3 separate regions of the Homo sapiens genome follow, and all the other regions are linked to region 3. A link is an interaction called in ENCODE POLR2A ChIA-PET data of the cell type or tissue named here. Cell type or tissue: endothelial cell of umbilical vein. All regions are shown on one strand. Each heading gives the region's core, and the rest is flanking DNA. Links, peaks and the distances in the headings are about the cores only.

Evidence for each region. Peaks named below come from ENCODE experiments on the same cell type or tissue, not always from the same donor. Only the 100,000 strongest peaks of a DNase experiment are listed, where the experiment ranks them.
Region 1: POLR2A ChIA-PET joins it to region 3 with 5 read pairs; 2 of 35 experiments call an interaction of 5 or more read pairs at or near these places.
Region 2: POLR2A ChIA-PET joins it to region 3 with 6 read pairs; 3 of 35 experiments call an interaction of 5 or more read pairs at or near these places.

Annotation. Positions count from the first base shown.
Region 1 is chr20:34,904,651-34,910,781 of GRCh38, reverse strand. All of the region lies in intron 2 of ACSS2 (acyl-CoA synthetase short chain family member 2), which reads right to left. Among named protein-coding and RNA genes, the nearest start is that of ACSS2, 31 kb to the right of the region's middle. In endothelial cell of umbilical vein, for the core only: no CTCF peak of the experiment used is centred there; DNase peaks (open chromatin) are centred at 2,981 and 4,971; H3K27ac peaks cover 692 bases.
Region 2 is chr20:35,053,657-35,059,787 of GRCh38, reverse strand. TRPC4AP (transient receptor potential cation channel subfamily C member 4 associated protein) reads left to right here. Exons shown (of 19, transcript NM_015638.3): 4 at 2,217-2,274; 5 at 4,757-4,812. Among named protein-coding and RNA genes, the nearest start is that of TRPC4AP, 36 kb to the left of the region's middle. RefSeq lists an enhancer at 3,791-3,900. In endothelial cell of umbilical vein, for the core only: no CTCF peak of the experiment used is centred there; no DNase peak of the experiment used is centred there; H3K27ac peaks cover 249 bases.
Region 3 is chr20:35,163,346-35,169,476 of GRCh38, reverse strand. MMP24-AS1-EDEM2 (MMP24-AS1-EDEM2 readthrough) reads left to right here. Exons shown (of 15, transcript NM_001355008.2): 5 at 3,606-3,690. Among named protein-coding and RNA genes, the nearest start is that of PROCR, 5.7 kb to the left of the region's middle. In endothelial cell of umbilical vein, for the core only: no CTCF peak of the experiment used is centred there; DNase peaks (open chromatin) are centred at 2,886, 3,916 and 4,046; H3K27ac peaks cover 1,399 bases.

The DNA.
Region 1 (6,131 bases), core at 591-5,590, 260 kb after region 3:
GAATAAGTAATACATACAAGTGGGACTACATAAAAAGATACATAATGAGAAGTGTTCTCCCCACTCCTATCTCCCAATCACCCTGCCTACTGGCAAACCACAGTTTGGGTTTTGTGATTTGTTTTTTAGAGACAGGGTCTCACTCTATTGATAGGCTGGAGTACAGAGGCACAATCATAGCTCACTGCAGCCTCCAACTCCTGGGCTCAAGCAATCCTCTTACTTCAGCCTCCTGAGTAGCTGGGACTACGGGCACATGCTACCACACCTGGCTAATTTTTTTATTTTAAAATTTTTCATAGAGGCAGAGTCTCGATATATTGTCCAGGGTGGTCTCCAAACTCCTGGCCTCAAGCAAAACTGCTTCAGCCTCTCAAAGTGCTGGGATTACAGGCGTGAGCCACCATGCCCAGGGCAAAACAGTTACCAATATTCTGTGTGACTTTCCAGAAACAATCAATATTCAGACAGGACCATTCTTTGTAGGACACAGGGCTAGGGTAATTCAACTAGTGTGGAATGACCAAAATAATTACTTTGCAAGAAGTCTGTATCATTATGATCTTTAATAAGACCCTTGAGATATCATTGAAGACCAAAATTTGAAAATTGAATGTTAAAAAACTGAATTTTACAGGAGGCTGAAGCAGGAGAATCGCTTGAATCCGGGAAATGGAGGTTGCAGCAAGCTGAGACCGTGCCATCGCACTCCAGCCTAGGCGACAAGAGTGAAACTCTGTTTAAAAAAAAAAAAAAAAAAAATTTGGCCAGGCACAGAGGCTCACACCTGTATTCCCAGCACTTTGGGAGGCCAAGGCAGGCAGATCACCTGGGGTCAGGAGTTTGAGACCAGCCTGGCCAACATGGCAAAACCCCATCTCTACTAAAAATACAAAAATTAGCCGGGCATGGTGGTGCACGCCTGTAGTCCCAGCTACTTGGGAGGCTAAGGCGGGAGGATCATTTGAACCCAGAAGGTGAAGGCTACAGCGAGCGGCGATCACACCACTGCACTCCAGCCTGGGAAACAGAGTAAGACTTTGTCTCAAAAAAAAAAAAAAAAGGATTTTAATGTTGTTCAGAAAAGAGATGAACACCTCATAGTCCCCAGTCAAGCACAGGGTAACAGGGGTAGGAAGAACTGCTCTACTTAAGGGACAGGTCTGTCAGACAAGCATATATACTACATGCATTTGTTTACATAGTCTCATTTTTTCTACACAAATGATGGCATACAATACACACTATTCTGTATCTTTTGTTAATTATTATATGCATTCAATAAAATGCACAAATCTTATGTGTAGAAATTGATCATCTTGATTTTTCAAATTTAACAATATACCTTGATATCATTCTTCACCAAGACTTAAAGAACTATTTCTCTTTTTTATTTGTTGTTGTTGTTGTTTTTGAGACAGGGTCTCACTCTGTCACTCAGGCTGGGGTGCAGTGGCACCATCACAGCTCACTACAGCCTCAACCTCCCAGACTCAAGTGATCCTCCCACCTCTGCCTCTTGAGCAGTTGGGACTACAGGCCAGAGTCACCATGTCTGGCTACCTTTTTTTTTTTTTTTTTTTTTTTGCAAAGACAGGATCCTACTATGTTGCTCAGGCTAGTCTGGAACTCCTGGCCTCAAGTGATCCTCCAATCCTCCTGCCTCAGCCTTCCTTCCAAAGTGTTGGGATTACAGGTGTGAGCCACGGTGCCAAGCTTAAAGAGCTATTTCATTATCTTTCTCAGCTGCAAAATATTCCACTATTTGTATGTACTGTAATTTATTTAACAAATAAATGCTTCAATGAATATTTTTATTTTTATGTCACTTTACTCACCTGCAAGTATATCTGTAGGATGAATTACCAGAAGTGGACCTGTTGGTTCAAGAGATGTGTGCTTTTTTTTTTTTTTTTTCCCAAGATGGAGTTTTGCTCCTGTTGCCCAGGCTGGAGTAAAATGGCGCGATCTTGGCTCACTGCAACCTCCGCCTCCTGGGTTCAGGCAATTCTTCTGCCTCAGACTCCTGAGTAGCTGGGATTACAGGCGTGCACCACCACACCTGGCTAATTTTTGCATTTTAGTAGAGATGGGGTTTCACCATGTTGGTCAGGTTGGTCTTGAACTCCTGACGTCAGGTGATCCACCTGCCCTGGCCTCCCAAAGTACTGGGATTACAGGCGTGAGCCACCGTGCCTGGCTGATGTGTGCATTTTAAATATTGATAAATATTAGGGAACAACTACTTTAAATAAGATGGTCCTGGAAGGCCTCTCTCTGGAGAGGTGATATTTGAGCCAAGACCTGAATAATGAGAGGTAGGCAATCATACTAATTCTTGGGAAGAGTATTCTGGGGAAAAGGAGCATCAAGTGAAAAGGCACTGAGACCTTTTCAAAGAAAGAAAGAAAGACAGTATGGCTAGATTTCAGTGAGCAAGAAGTTGGGTAAGAATGAGAGGTAGGCAGCAGCCAAATCACGTAGAGCCTTGTAGGCAATAGTAAGAAGTTTGAATTTTACTGTAAGTGGATCCCTGGTTTCCCTTGGCAAGTTCAGGTCCACCTCCACGCTTTTGGCCACATCATTGCCCCTGCTCAGAATATTCTCCCTCCTCCTTCAGACACCAGCACCATCTGGCTCTCCCTTAGCACCACAGACCATTGCTTCCCCTCTCCTTCCTTACTGCACAGAGCACTTATGAAGGAGGTAACTGAAACCTAGAGAGATTATTGGTCACACAATAATAAGTGGCAGAGCCAAGAATAGATGCTCAGGTCTTCTGATTTCAAGTCAGGACTCTCCCTCATAGTGTGAAGGACAGGGACTGGCAGGGAAGCCAGGCCTTTTCTTACTAACAGAGGTCACACAGAAGATTATCAGCCTTTTTCCAGTTCCTGGCTCGATGAGTCAGTAGGCTTTAACCCTCCTAGGGATGAGAGAAGCCAAACACAGGGAGCTTACTAAAGTGGGAAAGAACAGGGAGAGAGGAAGCTGGCAAACGGCCCTGAATGCCAGAGGCAGAAAAGCCATTTCCTTAACTGGCTCACTGACAAGTGCCACAGGAACTTCAGAACGTCTCCGGTTATGGCTGAATGCCAACATATACATACCCAAGCACATGTGTCCCCATATGCAAACCACATACCAACTCACCTATGTGCGCTCACTTGTATAAAATCACATATAAATATACAAACATTCTAGGCATAAAAGCTGCCCATCTGCACACATAGGCACAAACAAGGATAAATATATGCACCCAGGATTCAAACATGGACTTATCTGTATCTGCAAGTACAACCACCATATACATGTAGCCACCTATGTGCACAGTGTGCCCCTTCAGAAACTCTCTATCAAATCATTCTGTTTTGCCAGGTGCCACACATGTAATCCCACACTTTGGGAGGCTGAGGTGGGTAGATCACTTGAGGCCAGGAGTTTGAGACCGGCCTGGCCAACATGGCGAAGCCCCAACTCTACTAAAAAGACAAAAATTAGCCGGGCATGGTGGCGCATGCCTGTAAACCCAGCTACTCAGGAGGCTGTGGTGGGAGGATCACCTGAGCCCAGGAGATGGAGGTTGCAGTGAGCTGAGATTGCGCCATTGCACTCCACCCTGGGTGACAGGGCAAGACTGTCTCAAAAAAAAAAAACACATTCTGTTTTATTTTTTTCATGAAACGTTCCATTATTTGAAATTATCTCATGTATGTTAATTACTTATATATTATCTGTTTTCTTCACTGGAATATAAGCTCCATGATAGCAGAGATCTTTTTTTTTTTTTTTTTTTTTGAGATGGAGTCTCGCTCTGTCACCCAGGCTGGAGTGCAATAGTGCGATCTCGGCTCACTGCAACCTCCGCCTCCAGGGTTCAAGCAATTCTCCCTGCCTCAGCCTCCCAGGTAGTTGGGATTACAGGCACCCACCATCACACCTGGCTAATTTTTGTATTTTTAGTAGAGACGGGGTTTCAAGATGTTGGCCAGGCTGGTCTCACACCCCTGACCTCAGGTGATCCGCCTGCCTCGGCCTCCCAAAGTGCTGGGATTACAGGCGTGAGCCACTGCACCCAGCTGACAGCAGAGATCTTATTTGTTTTCTTCACTGCTACATCCCTAGCACCTCAAGTACAGCCTAGTACATAGAGAGTGCACAAGAAGAAATAAGCACAACCTATGCAAGTACAACTTATTTGAGCCCACTTCCAACCGTGAAACACACACACACACACACACCACAGTGTGCATTCCTCTCCTTGGCTATGGGCTCAAGTTATACATTATTGATATAAGCACCTTACTCATTCCAGTGTCTTCTTTCTCTGACATACACACCAGGCTGGGGCCCCTGGCTGGTTGGGAAAGGTGAGGGGCAGGGTATTGGCCTACTGCAAAATCCCAAGCCCTCTAGGATATCAGAACTCTTTTTTTTTTTTTTTTTTGAGACGGAGTCTTGCTCTGTTACCCAGGCTGGAGTGCAGTGCCGCAGTCTCGGCTCACTGCAAGCTGTGCTTCCTAGGTTCACGCCATTCTCCTGCCTCAGCCTCCCGAGTAGCTGGGACCACAGGCGCCTGCCACCACGCTCAGCTAATTTTTTGTATATTTAGTAGAGACGGGGTTTCACCGTGTTAGCCAGGATGGTCTCAATCTCTTGACCTTGTGATCCACCCGCCTCGGCCTCCCAAAGTGCTGGGATTACAGGTGTGAGCCACCGCGCCCGGCCAGGATATCAGAACTCTTAAAAGAACATCCAATTTAGTCTCTTAACTCTGAGATCCAAAGAGGCTATTAGCTATGCTTGGCATCACAGGGTGGGTTACCACAGCAGAGCAGGGACCACGACTTAAGGTCCAGGCCTCTTTCCTCTACACCAGGAGCTGCAAGCTCAAAAATTGGCAGGATCTAGGCACGGAATGTAAATAAGTGGACCACATGAAAGAAAATATATGATAAAGATAAGAAATAGTTCCCTTTCCACTTCCCTATAAGAAAACAGCAGCACATGTATAATAAACCTTAGCCTCAGTTTCAGGGGAACAATAGGGAAGGGGAAGGACAGGAAAACTGGCAAATGCATGCTCTGGCAAAAGGAGGCATCTAGTACCTAAACTTGGTTCCTGTCAGCTTTTGCTTGCTAGGAATCAGGGCTCAATGTTGTCAATTTTTTCGATTTTTCAATAGCAGCCTGGAATCTATTTTTGTCAAAACTTTTGAATTGGCCAGGCACGGTGGCTCACGCCTGTAATCCCAGCACTCTGGGAGGCTGAGGCGGGCGGATCATGAGGTCAGGAGATCGAGAGGACGGTGAAACCCCATCTCTACTAAAAATACAAAAAATTAGCCGGGGGTGGTGGCGGGCGCCTGTAGTCCCAGCTACTCGGGAGGCTGAGGCAGGAGGATGGCGTGAACCCAGGAGGTGGAGCTTGCAGTGAGCCAAGATCACACTACTGCACTGCACTCTGCACTCCAGCCTGGGCGACCGAGCGAGACTCCGTCTCAAAAAAAAAAAAAAAACTTCTGAATTTATATGTGTTGACCACTAATTTTTTTAAAGCTTTAAGGCCAGTTGCAGTGGTTCATGCCATAATACCAGCACTCTGGGAGGGCAAAGCAGGAGGACTGTTTGAGGACAGGAGTTCAAGACTGGCCTGGGCAACATGGTGAGAACTTGTCTCTACAAAAAATTTTATAATTAGCCAAGCATGGTAGCTAATGCCTATGGTCCCAGCTACTCGAGAGGCTAAAATAGGAGGATCACATAAGCCCGGGAGGTCAAGGCTGCAGTGAGCCACGTTGATGCTACTATACTCTAGCCTAGCAACAGAGACCCTGTCTCGCCCCTGCCTACCAAAAAAAAAAAAAAAAAAAAAAGGTTTAAACACTGTGAATCAAACAAAACTATTAATGAGAAATTTAGCTGGTGGGATAACATGGGGAACCCTTGGTATAAACCAAACTACTTTTCCTTCACCTGGAGGCCATATGGTTGGTGTGACAACCCATGGTACACAGTCACTAGTCCTTCTCATCTTCTTCCCCTAGGGAACCTCCTCCAAGGAGTCTTCTCCAACTACTTCATTCTCACACTCTCGAAATTTACTTTAACCCATTATTGATTCAAAATCC
Region 2 (6,131 bases), core at 591-5,590, 110 kb after region 3:
TTCATCTTCTTTGTCTTCGTCGTCTTCTTCGTCTTCTTCTTCTTCGTCGTAGTCTTCTTCCTCTTCTTCTTCTTCTTATTTCTTCTTCTTTCTTCTTCTTCCTTCTTCTTCTTCTTTTTTTTCTTTTAAAGAGATGGAGTCTCACCCTGCCATCCAGGCTGGAGTGTATTGGCATGATCATAGCTCACTGCAGCCTCAACCTTCTGGGCTCAAGTAATCCTCCTGCCTCAGTCTCCCAAGTAGCTGGAACTATAGGCGTACCACCACGCCCAGCTAATTTATTTTATTTGTAGAGACATGGGGTCTTGCTGTGTTGGCCAGGGTGGTCTCAATCTTCTGGCTTCAATCAGTCCTCCCACCTCAGCCGCCCAGAGTCTTGGGATTACAGGCATGAACAACCATGCTCAGCCTCTGTTTCTTCTTAAGTCAGTTTTTAGTTTTATGTCTTTCTAGGAATGTGTCCATTTCGTCTAGGTCATCTAATTTGTTGGCATACAGTTGTTCATAGTAGTTCCTTATAATCACTTTTGTTGCCATAAGGTTGGTGGTAATGCCCTCTCCTTTATTTCTGAGTATAGTAATCTGTATCCTCTCTCCTTTTTTCTTGGTCAGTCTAGTTAAGAATTTGCCAGTCTTCAAAGAGCCAGCTTTTGGTTTTGTTCATTTTCTGTTATTTTCTATTCTCTGTTTCATTTGTTTCAACTCTTATTCTCCCTTTTGCTTGCTTTGGGTTTAGTCTGCTCTTTTTCCAGTGTCTTAAGGTAGAAGATTAGGTTATCGATTAGAAACAATTTTCTTTGGCCGGGTGCGGTGGCTCATGCCTGTAATCCCAGCACTTTGGGAGGTCAAGGTGGGCAGATCACCTGAGGTCAGGAGTTCAAGACCAGCCTGGCCAACATGGCAAAACCTCGTTTCTACTAAAAATACACAAAGTAGCCAGGAGTGGTGGCAGGCACCTGTAATCCCTGCTACTCTGAGGCTGAGGCAGGAGAATCGCTTGAACCCAGGAGGCGGAGGTTGCAGTGAGCCGAGATAGGGCTATTGCACTCCAGCCTGGGAGACAAAGCAAGACTCTGTCTCAAAAAAAAAAAAAAAAAAAAGAATTTTCTTTTAATATAGGCATTTACAGCTATAAATTTCCCTCTGAGCACTCCATTAGCTACATCATAAGTTTTGGTATTTTCATCCTTCTTGGATACTTTATACTTCCCCTTGTGGTTTCTTCTTTGGCCCATTATTATTTAGGATGGGTTTTTAAAATTATCCATATAATTCATGAATTTCCCAAATTTCGTTCTGATTTTAATTTCATTCCATTGTGGCCACACAACATACTGTATGTGATTTAAGTGCTTTTAAATTTATTGAGGCTTGTTCAGTGGCCTGAAATTTGATCTGTCCTGGAGAATGTTTCATGTGCACTTGAGTAGAATGTATACTCTGTTCTTGCTGCATGGAGTGTTCTGTAGATGTCTGTTAGAATATATGTGTTCGTTGTGTTCAAGTCTTCTATTTCTTTGCTCGTCTGCCTAGTTGTCTATTATTGAAAGCAGAGTTATTAACGTGTCCAACTTTTATTTTTAAATTATCTGTTTCCTTCATTTCTGCCAGCTTTTGTTTCATGTATTTTTGGGCTCTATTGTTAGGTACATACATATTTGTAGTTGTTATATCTTTCTAATGGATTGACCCTTTTATCAACTATCCTTTCTCTCCGTAGAATGAATTTTTAAATACATGCTTATTTTAAACAGTTTGTGCAAAATTGTATTAAAGTATGTAAAATAAAAAACACATGCATATAACCCCCAAACCTGTAGAAATCAGTGTTAACAATTTATGGTGTATCTTTTGAGTCCTTTTAAAATAAACTTACAAATGTTCTTTAAACAGAAGAATCATAGTAATAATGTTCTGCAGCTTTTCAGAAATTAAAGCCGCATTAGATCCCAGAGATTACCTAATCTAAAATACTTCTTTTCAAAAATGAGAAAGCTGAGGCCAGAGAAGGGCAAGTAGGTGGCCAAGCTGGGACTAGAACCTGGGTCTCCTGACTTGCTGCAGTCAGGAGCCTTACTGAACCTTAACTGCCTCCTGGAACAAAAGGGTCTTGTAATACTGTGACAGATACATGGGCCATGAATGGTTATGGCAAAATCATTTTATAAGTTATACTTTGAATTAATTTTGAAGATTTTATCTAATTTTTTTTATAGCTTCTTGTAGAAATTCTTATGAGGCCTACGATCTCTATCCGGGGACAGAAACTGAAAAGTAAGTATACCTATTAGCTACTGGTCCTTGTTTTCCAACCTGCCGATACGGTGGCAGTTCCCAGCAGCTGCCTTCTTCCTTCCCTTCCTAACTCTTAATAGTAAGGACATGTCTTACATTTAGCTACAGGTTGCTCTCTCCTCCCCCAGCTAAGCAGCTGTCTTTATTCATTCTGTACTGCGTAGAAATTCAGATCTGGGTTAAGAGAATGCATCTTTGTACTTTTGATAGTCCTGTGATCCAGCTTCTATGTTTCCTTGGGAAATTCTTCTTTCTCACATATAACTAGCTGAGAGAGTAAGATCACTCTGTTTTATTTTTTTTAAACTATTTTTTTTAGAAAGGTGATACATGCTCTTTGTAAAAAGTTCAGGCATTACCAGGGTGTGAATGGTAAAAAGTCAGAGTGTTTTGGTATGCACTATTTCTTAAGCTGGGTGGTAGATATATGGGTAATATTCTATTATTATTTTTTATAACTTACACGTTACAAATAATTCTTTTTAGGTATTCAATTTTTTTTTTTTTGAGACAGTCTCTCGCTCTGTTGCCCAGGCTGGAGTGCAGTGGCATGATCTTGGCTCACTGCAACCTCCGCCTCCTGAGCTCAAGTGATTTTCCTGCCTCACCCTCTCAAGTAGCTGGGATTACAGGCGCCCACCACCATACCCGGCTAATTTTTGTATTTTTTTTTTTAGTAGAGATGGGGTTTCACCATGTTGACCAGGCTGGTCTCGAACTCCTGACCTCAAGTGATCTGCCCACCTCAGCCTCCCAAGTGCTGGGATTACAGGCATGAGCCACCGCACCCAGCTTCGGTATTTAATTTAAAATAAAAAAGTGAATGCACTTTACTCTGGTGTTAAAAGCCAGAGATGACTTCAGTTAATGTTTGGTGAATGCCCTCCTACCAACTTTGCGTTTTTTTAATTTAAAAGATTTTTTTTTTACCCCAATACGACATACTGTATAAGGCCTCATTTGTGCATGCAGTAGTGGTTATTAAGAGGATTTATATTCATTTTTAATGTCTCAGCTGTGTATTCTAACTTGGTCTTTCATGTTCTCTATGTACCCTCATAGCAAGTAGCATATTGTAATTATTTGTTGGTGCACTTGTTTAGTCTCTCTTCTTCCCACTAGATTTATAGGTTCCATGAAGGCTGAGACTTTTTTTCCCTCACCACTGTATCTGCTCTAGAGTAGATGCTGAACAATACTTGATGAATGAGTGAATCCCAATTCCTTTTAAAAATGGAGGATCTAGAAATAGTGAGATATATAGTGAGACATGCAGAGCAGTGTTTCACCCTGCTCTGAAGTCGTTAAATAAATCAATCACAGAGCCCCAGTAGGTTGAAAGGTGGTGATAAGGGATGCAGAGCGTCTGCGTTGTCTCAGGATTATGAGACAACCCATCTAGTCAAGCTAGCTTGGCAGGGCTGCCCATTGGGATCTGAGAAGGAGACCTAGCATTTTAGCATTCCTAGCAGCTTAGGAGTGAATGGAAACAATTTTAAAAAATAGAAGCAAGTGCCAAATAAAGCACTTTGTCCATGGTTCATACTCAGTTTCATCATCTTTTGGTTTTGGGCTCATGAAAATTAAGTTTCGTTTTTATGCTACTTTCCTGTTCCTGCTCACAGGGAAGTAGTAGTTTCTTTATAAGAATTAGTAATAGATCAGACATTAAGAGCCATTTGCCCAACACAGATAACAGCAACAAAAAAAGAAATGCTCAGTTAATGAGTCTGATAAAAATGGTATTTTTGTTTGCTGCAGTAGAACTTTCAATGGAAATTTATAACAAGAGCAATTGAGATGCTTATACTTTTAACTTTTAGCCAGGCGTGGTACACGCGCATGCAGTCCTAGCCACTCGGGAGGGTGAGGAGGGAAAATTGCTTGAGCCTAGGAGTTCGAGACTACAGTGAGCTGTGATTGTGCCCCTGAGTGACAGAGTAAGACCTCATTTAAAAAACCAAAACAAATGAACAAAAAAAAGATGCCTATACTTTAGATTCTAGTAGTTCTACTTTTGAAAATGTATCTTGAGGAACTAGTTTAATACAAACATGAAAAGGATACACATATATATTAAGTTGTTCATTTGTGGTCTACTTAAATAGCCAAAAAACACAAAAAACAAAAAAAACAAATCCTAGATATATCCTAAGCAAGACATTAAGGGAAAATGGCTTTATTAAATGATGGCACAACAACAGGTTGAAATTATGAAGACTGTGGAGCATAATAAGAAAACAGCTGCTGTATCAAACCAAAAGCAATATGCAAATGGGCTTGTAGGTTCTGATGGGCACTATGAAAACCTTTGGTAGACAGGGGCTGGAAGAAGTATATTAAAGGAAAAATAATCATCTTGGAGGGGATTATAACAGTTCTTATGCTGAAAAAAATGTGGTAACTGTTGTACTATCTTTTCATTGAGAAAAATAACCAGTCATTACCCTTTCACTTTCAGTAAGTGATGAAATGTCCAAGGACTGCTTGAGTATCCTGTATAATACCTGTGTCTGTGTAAGTACCCCTGCCACTGGGGCTCTGTTTATCTCCCCTACCAGGTCTGCAATGTTTAAGATGGGAATATTCGAGTAGAATGGCAGACATAAGAGCTGCTTTCAGACAGTGGGGGAATCGGGCTTATTTTATGTGTGCCTGAAAATCAGGACTAACTGGTAGAAATTACGGGGAGGCAGAATTTTGTAGCAGTTGTTAAGAGCCAGGACTGCTGCAGCAGGTAGTAAACTCCTTTGGCCTTAGAGCTGTCCAAGTAGAAACTGGACACTTGTCAAAAGGTGACAAGTGTTGGCAGACTGTGACCTTTAAGACTCATTTTAACTCCATTATGCCTATTTCTTCATTTTCCTTGTTAGAAAACAAAATGAGAACCAGAAGCCCCGCCCATATATTGAGCAGGACTCTACTAGGTTGACCACTGAGCCAGGAAGAATGGTGAATAAAGAAAGCAATCTGGTAGAAACAAAAGAGGATGGCACTTAGTGTTAGGACCTGATTTTGTGTTCTGGCCCTTGGCTTAGTACACCTCCCAAGCCGTAGTTTCTTACCAATAGAATGCAGTTAGCAGTTGTATTAACATCATAGATTTATTGTGAGAAATGAGATAGTAGATGTGAAAACACTTTGTAAAACAATATATAAATGTTAGTTTTTAAAAGATACAGTACCTGTCTTTTAGAAACTTATGATAAACTGTGTAAACTGTGAATCATAATACATGGCAGAATGAGACGAGCGCTATTATAAATGTGAACCCTGTATGCTGTGGAAATAAAAAAAAAAAAACATTTAGCTCCATTTCATTTCTTGCCTCATTCAAAATAAGATTTCTGACATCTTGTGGGTGTATGCAAAATCTACCAAGATCACGAACTTAGAAGCAGGTAAGAAAGAAGAAGATAAAGGTGGGGACATAACGTATAGCCAGGAATTGGGCTGATATAAAAATGAAGACCATAAAATCATCTGTATTACGGATGGGCACAAATTTGGCTTCAAGCTTCTTAGCAGCCAACACAAATAGGGGAATATGTTTGAACACTTACGTAATTCAGCATCTATAATAGTGCTGTGCAATTGAAATATAATGCAAGCCACTTGGGTTATTTTAAATTTCCTTGTAGCCACATTTTTTTAAAGAAAAAAGTAGGAAGAAGTGGTGAAGTTAATTTTAATGATAAATTCTGTTTAACACAGTGTATCAAGAATATTGTCATTCTAACATGTAATCAGTATAATTAATTATTAATGAGATATTTACTTGTTTTTCGTATTGAGCTCTCAAAATCCAATGTGTGTGTGTGTTTTGTTTTTCTTTC
Region 3 (6,131 bases), core at 414-5,413:
GATTCATTCATGTGGCTATGTGTAGACCATTCATTTTCACTGCTTTAAAATATTCCGGCTGGGGAGGTATTATCCCAGCACTTTGGGAGGCCGAGGTGGGTGGATCATTTGAGCCCAGGAGTTCAAGACCAGCCTGGGCAACATAGTGAGACCCCCATCTCTACAAAAAAAATAAAATTAGCTGGGTGTGATGGGTTGTGCCTGTGGTCTCAGCTACTCAGGAGGCTGAGGTAGGAGGATTGCTTGAGCCCAGGAGGTTGAGACTGCAGTGAGCCATGATCATGCCACTGCACTCTAGCCTGGGCAACAGAGCAAGACCCTGTCTCAAAAAAAAAAATCAATTTTGGGAATAGATCATTATTTATGTATCCATTCTCTTGTTGCTGAACACTTAAGTTTTTTCCAGTTTTTTGCTATTACAAACAGTGCTGGTATGAACATTCTCATACTCGAGTCCTTGTGCATATGTGGGAGTTTTTGTAGGTGCAAACTTGACAGTGGAATTTCTGAGTAATAAAGTATATGCATCTTCAGTTTTACTAGATATTGCCAAACTGTTTTACAGAAAGGTTGTGCCAATTTACGTTCCCAGCAGTGTATGAGAATTCCCTCGCTTCACATCCTTGCCAGCCCTTGGCATTATCAGATGGTTGGGTGTAAAATGGCATTTCTCTTTGGTTTTAGTTTGCATTTTTCTGGTTCTTAGTGAGGTTGTGCATATTTTTGCTTTGCCTTTTTTCTCCCTTGAAGGCTTGAAGGGTACTTTGGGATGGATAAGAGAGGGCAAAAGAGTGTACGATTGAACCAATTTGGAATTGAATGCTGTGAGCCTTCCATCTAAGCGGGTAGGGTCTGGGTCCACTTTCATCCACATTATCTTACACAGAGCTCATTACATCAAGGGCTTTCTTTCCTTTTCTTTCTTTCTTTTTTTTTTTTTTTTTTTGAGATGGAGTCTCGCTCTGTTGCCCAGACTGGAGTGCAATGGTATGATCTCTGCTCACTGCAACCTCCACCTCCTGGATTCAAGCAATTCTCCTGCCTCAGCCTCCCAAGTAGCTGGGATTACAGGCAGGTGCCACCATGCCTGGCTAATTTTTGCATTTTTAGTAGAGATAGGGTTTCATCATGTTGGCCAGGCTGGTCTCGAATTCCTGACCTCAAGTGATCCATCTGCCTTGGCCTCCCAAAGTGCTGGGATTACAGGCACGAGCCCCCACGCCCAGCCACATGGAGGCCTTTCTAATCAGGTTAAGATCCATCATGGACAGATAGCAGCAGCAACAGCTATTTCCCAAGCACCCCTCTCATATACTAGAGCCCTGAAAATTGAACAGTGAGACAATGATAGCATTATTATAGGTAACACTTATTGTAGGCCAGAAACAGTGTTCGGCTCTTTACTTAAATAATCTTACTTTATTCTTATGCTAGCCCTGTGAAATGGGTTTCACTAGCATCACCATTTTACTAAGAAACTGAGGCTCAGAGAGGTTAAGTGACTTACCTAAGGTCACACAGCAAAAGCTATAATTTGAAAGTTTCTCTCTCTCTCTGGTGCCAAAGTTTGTGAATTTAACTCCCACACAGTGACTCAAAAATTATTTTGATCACTTTCCATCAATACATTTTTTTAACACATACCTCCAACATGCTTGAATGTTTAATATATATGTTATAAAACATTCTTTAAATTCATACTATGTGCTAGGCCTTTAATCACTTTCTCTGGGGCAGACCATGCTCATTGTTTCCATGCTACAGACAAAAAAATAAATAAAATAAAGCTGCCTGGGTGTAGTGGCTCATGCCTGTAAATTAGTGACCAGCATGGCAACATATGAGACTCCATCTCTACAAAAAAATTTTTTTTAAATTAGCCAGGCATGGTAGTACACACCTGTGGTCCCATCTACTTGGGAGGCTGAGGCAGGAGTATGGCTTGAGCCCAGGATGTCAAAAGGTCAAGGCTGCAGTGAGCTATGTCTGTGCCTCTGCACCCCAGCCTGGGTGACAGAAAGAGACCCTGTCTCAAACAAAACAAAACAAAACAAACAACAACCAAAAAAACTGGGCATGGTGGCTCATGCCTGTAATCCCAGCATTTTGGGAGGCCCAGGCAGAAGGATCCCTTGAGCCCAGGAGTTTGGACCAACCTGGGCAACCTGATGAATCCTCCTCTGCTCCTCTGTACAAAAAAAAAAAAAAAAAATCAAAGCCCAGAAAAATAGTTAAGTAACTTGCCCAAGGTCACACAGCTTGGAAGTGCAGAGCGAGGATTTGAACTCAGAAAGTATGGGACTGGGCATGCCTGTAATCCCAGCACTCTGGGAGGCCAAGGTGGATGGATCACCTGAGGTCAGGAGTTTGAGACCAGCCTGGGCAACATGGTAAAACCCCGTCTCTACTAAAAATACAAAAATTAGCTGGGCATGGTGGCGTGCCTGTAATCCCAGCTACTCAGGAGGTTGAGGTGGGAGACTTACTTGAACCCGGGAGGTGGAGGTTGCAGTAAGCCGAGATCCTGCCACTGCACTCCAGCCTGGGCAACAGAACAAGACTCCATCTCAAAAAAAAAAAAAAAAAAAAAAAAAAGCATGGAAGTATGGAGCTGGGAACAGAGAAAATAAAAAGAGTGTTGCGGGTAGGGAAGTTGGGAGGGGGGCAACTTGAGCCTTTTCTCATTCTAAACCCAGGGATGGGGGTGGGGAAGAAAAGAGAAATGCTGCTGTTGGAGCCATGGCCTACACTGCATCTGGCCTGGGTGGCTGAGGTGTAGAAAATCACAGAGTGGGCACCAGGCCAGCAGCTGGGATTTGACTGAGACCTAAAGAATGAGGGTCCCGTTGAGCAAAGGGAAATGAAGGAAGCAAGCGGTGGTGTTTCCTACTCCAGAGAGCACATGCTGGAGGAAGATAAGGGAGACAGGAAGCTGAGCTGGGGCCAGTGCTGGTGCAGCCCCAGTGGGTGAGGGAGGCCTTGCCAGGGCAGCAGGAGCAGGGACAGGCCAGGGACTGGCCGTGTGCCCAGCTGGACTTCAGAGGACCAGGCTCTCCCACCCCTGTTGTTAGCTACTGAAGAACGGCAGTTTAAGCAACCTGGCCCAATTTGGGTAACAAAGGAGTGTGGACCCTTCAAAGGCACTTCCCCCTTAGGATGAGGAATAATAACAATAACATGTGCGAAGAGCTTACAATGTGCCAGGCACAGTATTAAGTAAGCAGAGTCCATGTATTTTTTTCTCACTAGTACCCTGTGAAAAGTCTGAAGAAAGTCCAGGCCAGGTGCTCAGGCCTGTAATCCTAGCACTTTGGGGGGCCAAGCTGGGAGGATTGCTTGAGTCCAGGAGTTTGAGACCAGCCTGGGTAATATAGCAAGACCCTGTTGAAAGACAGGCAGACAGAAATAAAGAGAGAGAGAGAGGAGGGAAGGAAGGAAAGAAGGAGAAAGAAAAAAGAAAGAAGGAAAGAAGAAAAGAAAGAAAGAGAGAAAGAAAAGAAAAGAAGAAGGGGGAAAGAGGGAGGGAGGAAGGGAGGGAGGGAGGGAGACAGAAAAGGAGGGAGGGAGGGCAGTCTGAAGAAATAGCCGTCGTTCCCATTTTACAGATGAGGACACAGAAGCACAGAACAGGGAACTGAGCTGCTCAAAGACATCCAGCTAGTAAAAGGCAGAGCTGGGACTCATACCCAGGTGAGTTGGATGCCAAAACATGCTTTCTTCATTATTAGACCATCTCATGAGGATAAACAAGATGATGCATTCAAAACTCCCAGAACACAGTACGTGTTCAGTAGGTGGGAGAGATAAGAAAGGAGCTTAGCAGCAAACAGAACGGACCCTGTCCAGGAGGGATGGACATCAAGTATGACTTCTTGAAGAGAAGGCAAAGGAATAGATGTTAAGTCTTAATCAGAATTTCCCCCTGTATCATCCCCCCAACACCCCCCAACTTAGGGAACATGAAAAGAAGCTCCAAACACTCAGGATGATGCCTGCTCTTGCCTGCCCCAGCAATTGATGGGAGCCTAGTATTGTTGGCTTGGCTCCTGCCTATCTCTCTAGCCTTATCTATCCATGTATTCCAGTTTCAGCCAAATCCATTCCTCCTGGTTTCCTGAACACAGAACACATAAATATTAACTTTTCACTTTTTTTTTTTTTACAGTAAGCTAAGGTTAATTTATTACTGAAGAAAGAAAAATATTTTTGCATAAACTTAGTGCAGCCTAAGTGAACAGTATTGATAAATTCTACAGTAGTGTACAGTAATGTCGTAGGCCATCACATTTGCTCACCACTCACTCACTGACCCACTCAGAGCAACACCAAGTCCTTCAAGCTCCATGCATGAAGTACACACTCTACAGGTGTACCTTTTAAAATCGACTATACCATATTTTTACTGTACCTTTTCTGTGTTTAGATTTCTTTTTTTAATTTTTATTATACTTTAAGTTTGGGGTACATGTGCAGAATGTGCAGGTTTGTTACGCAGGTATACACTTGTCATGGTGGTTTGCTGTACCCATCAACCCGTCATCTACATTAGGTATTTCTCCTAATGCTATCCCTCCCCTAGCCCCCTACCCCCTGACAGGCCCTGGTATGTGATATTCCCCTCCCTGTGTCCATGTGTTCTCATTGTTCACCTCCCACTTATGAGTGATAACATGCAGTGTTTGGTTTTCTGTTTTTGTGTTAGTTTGCTGAGAATGATGGTTTTCAGCCTCATCCATGTCCCTGCAAAGGACATGAACTCATCCTTTTTTATGGCTGCATAGTATTCCATGGTATATATGTGCCACATTTTCTTTATCCAGTCTATCACTGATGGGCATTTGGGTTGGTTCTAAGTCTTTGCTGTTGTGAATAGTGCCACAGTAAACATACCTCTGCATGTATTCTTTATAGTAGAATGATTTATAATCCTTATACCCAGTAATGGGATTGCTGGGTCAAATGGTATTTCTGGTTCTAGATCCTTGAGGAATCACCACACTGTCTTCCACAATGTTTGAACTAATTTACTCTCCCACCAACAGTGTAAAAGCATTCCTATTTCTCCACATCCTCTCCAGCATCTGTTGTTTCCTGACTTTTTAATGATCATCATTCTAACTGGCATGAGATAGTATCTCATTGTGGTTTCGATTTGCATTTCTCTAATGACCAGTGATGATGAGCTGTTTTTCATATGTTTTTTGGCCACATAAATGTCTTCTTTTGAGAAGTGTCTGTTCATATCCTTTGCTCACTTTTTGATGGAGTTGTTTTTTTTCTTGTAAATTTGTTTAAGTTCTTTGTAGATTCTGGATATTAGCCCTTTGTCAGGTGGATAGATTGCAAAAATTTTCTCCCATTCTGTAGGTTGCCTGTTCACTCTGATGATAGTTTCTTTTGCTGTGCAGAAGCTCTTTAGTTTAATTAGGTCCCATTTGCCAATTTTGGCTTTTGTTGCCATTGCTTTTGGTGTTTTAGTCATGAAATCTTTGCCCATGCCTATGTCCTGAATGGTATTGCCTAGGTTTTCTTCTAGGGTTTTTATGGTTTTAGGTCTTATGTTTAAGTCTTTAATCCATCTGGAGTTAATTTTTGTATAAGGTGTAAGGAAGGGGTCCAGTTTCAGTTTTCTGCATATAGCTAGCTAGTTTTTCCAACACCATTTATTAAACAGGGAATCCTTTCCCCATTGCTTGTTTTTGTCAGATTTGTCAAAGATCAGATGGTTGTAGATGTGTGGTGTTACTTCTGAGGGCTTTGTTCTGTTCCATTGGTCTATATATCTGTTTTGGTATATCATGCTGTTTTGTATACTGTAGCCTTGTACTATAGTTTGAAGTCAGGTAGCGTGATGCCTCCAGCTTTGTTCTTTTTGCTTAGGATTGTCTTGGATACGGGGGCTCTTTTTTGTTCCATATTAAATTTAAAGTAGTTTTTTCCAGTTCTGTGAAGGAAGTCAATGGTAGCTTGATGGGAATAGCATTGAATCTATAAATTACTTTGGGCAGTATGGCCATTTTCACGATATTGATTCTTCCTATACATAAGCATGGATTGTTTTTCCATTTATTTGTGACCTCTTATTTCCTTGAGCAGTGGTTTGTAGTTCTCCTTGAAGAGGTCTTCATATC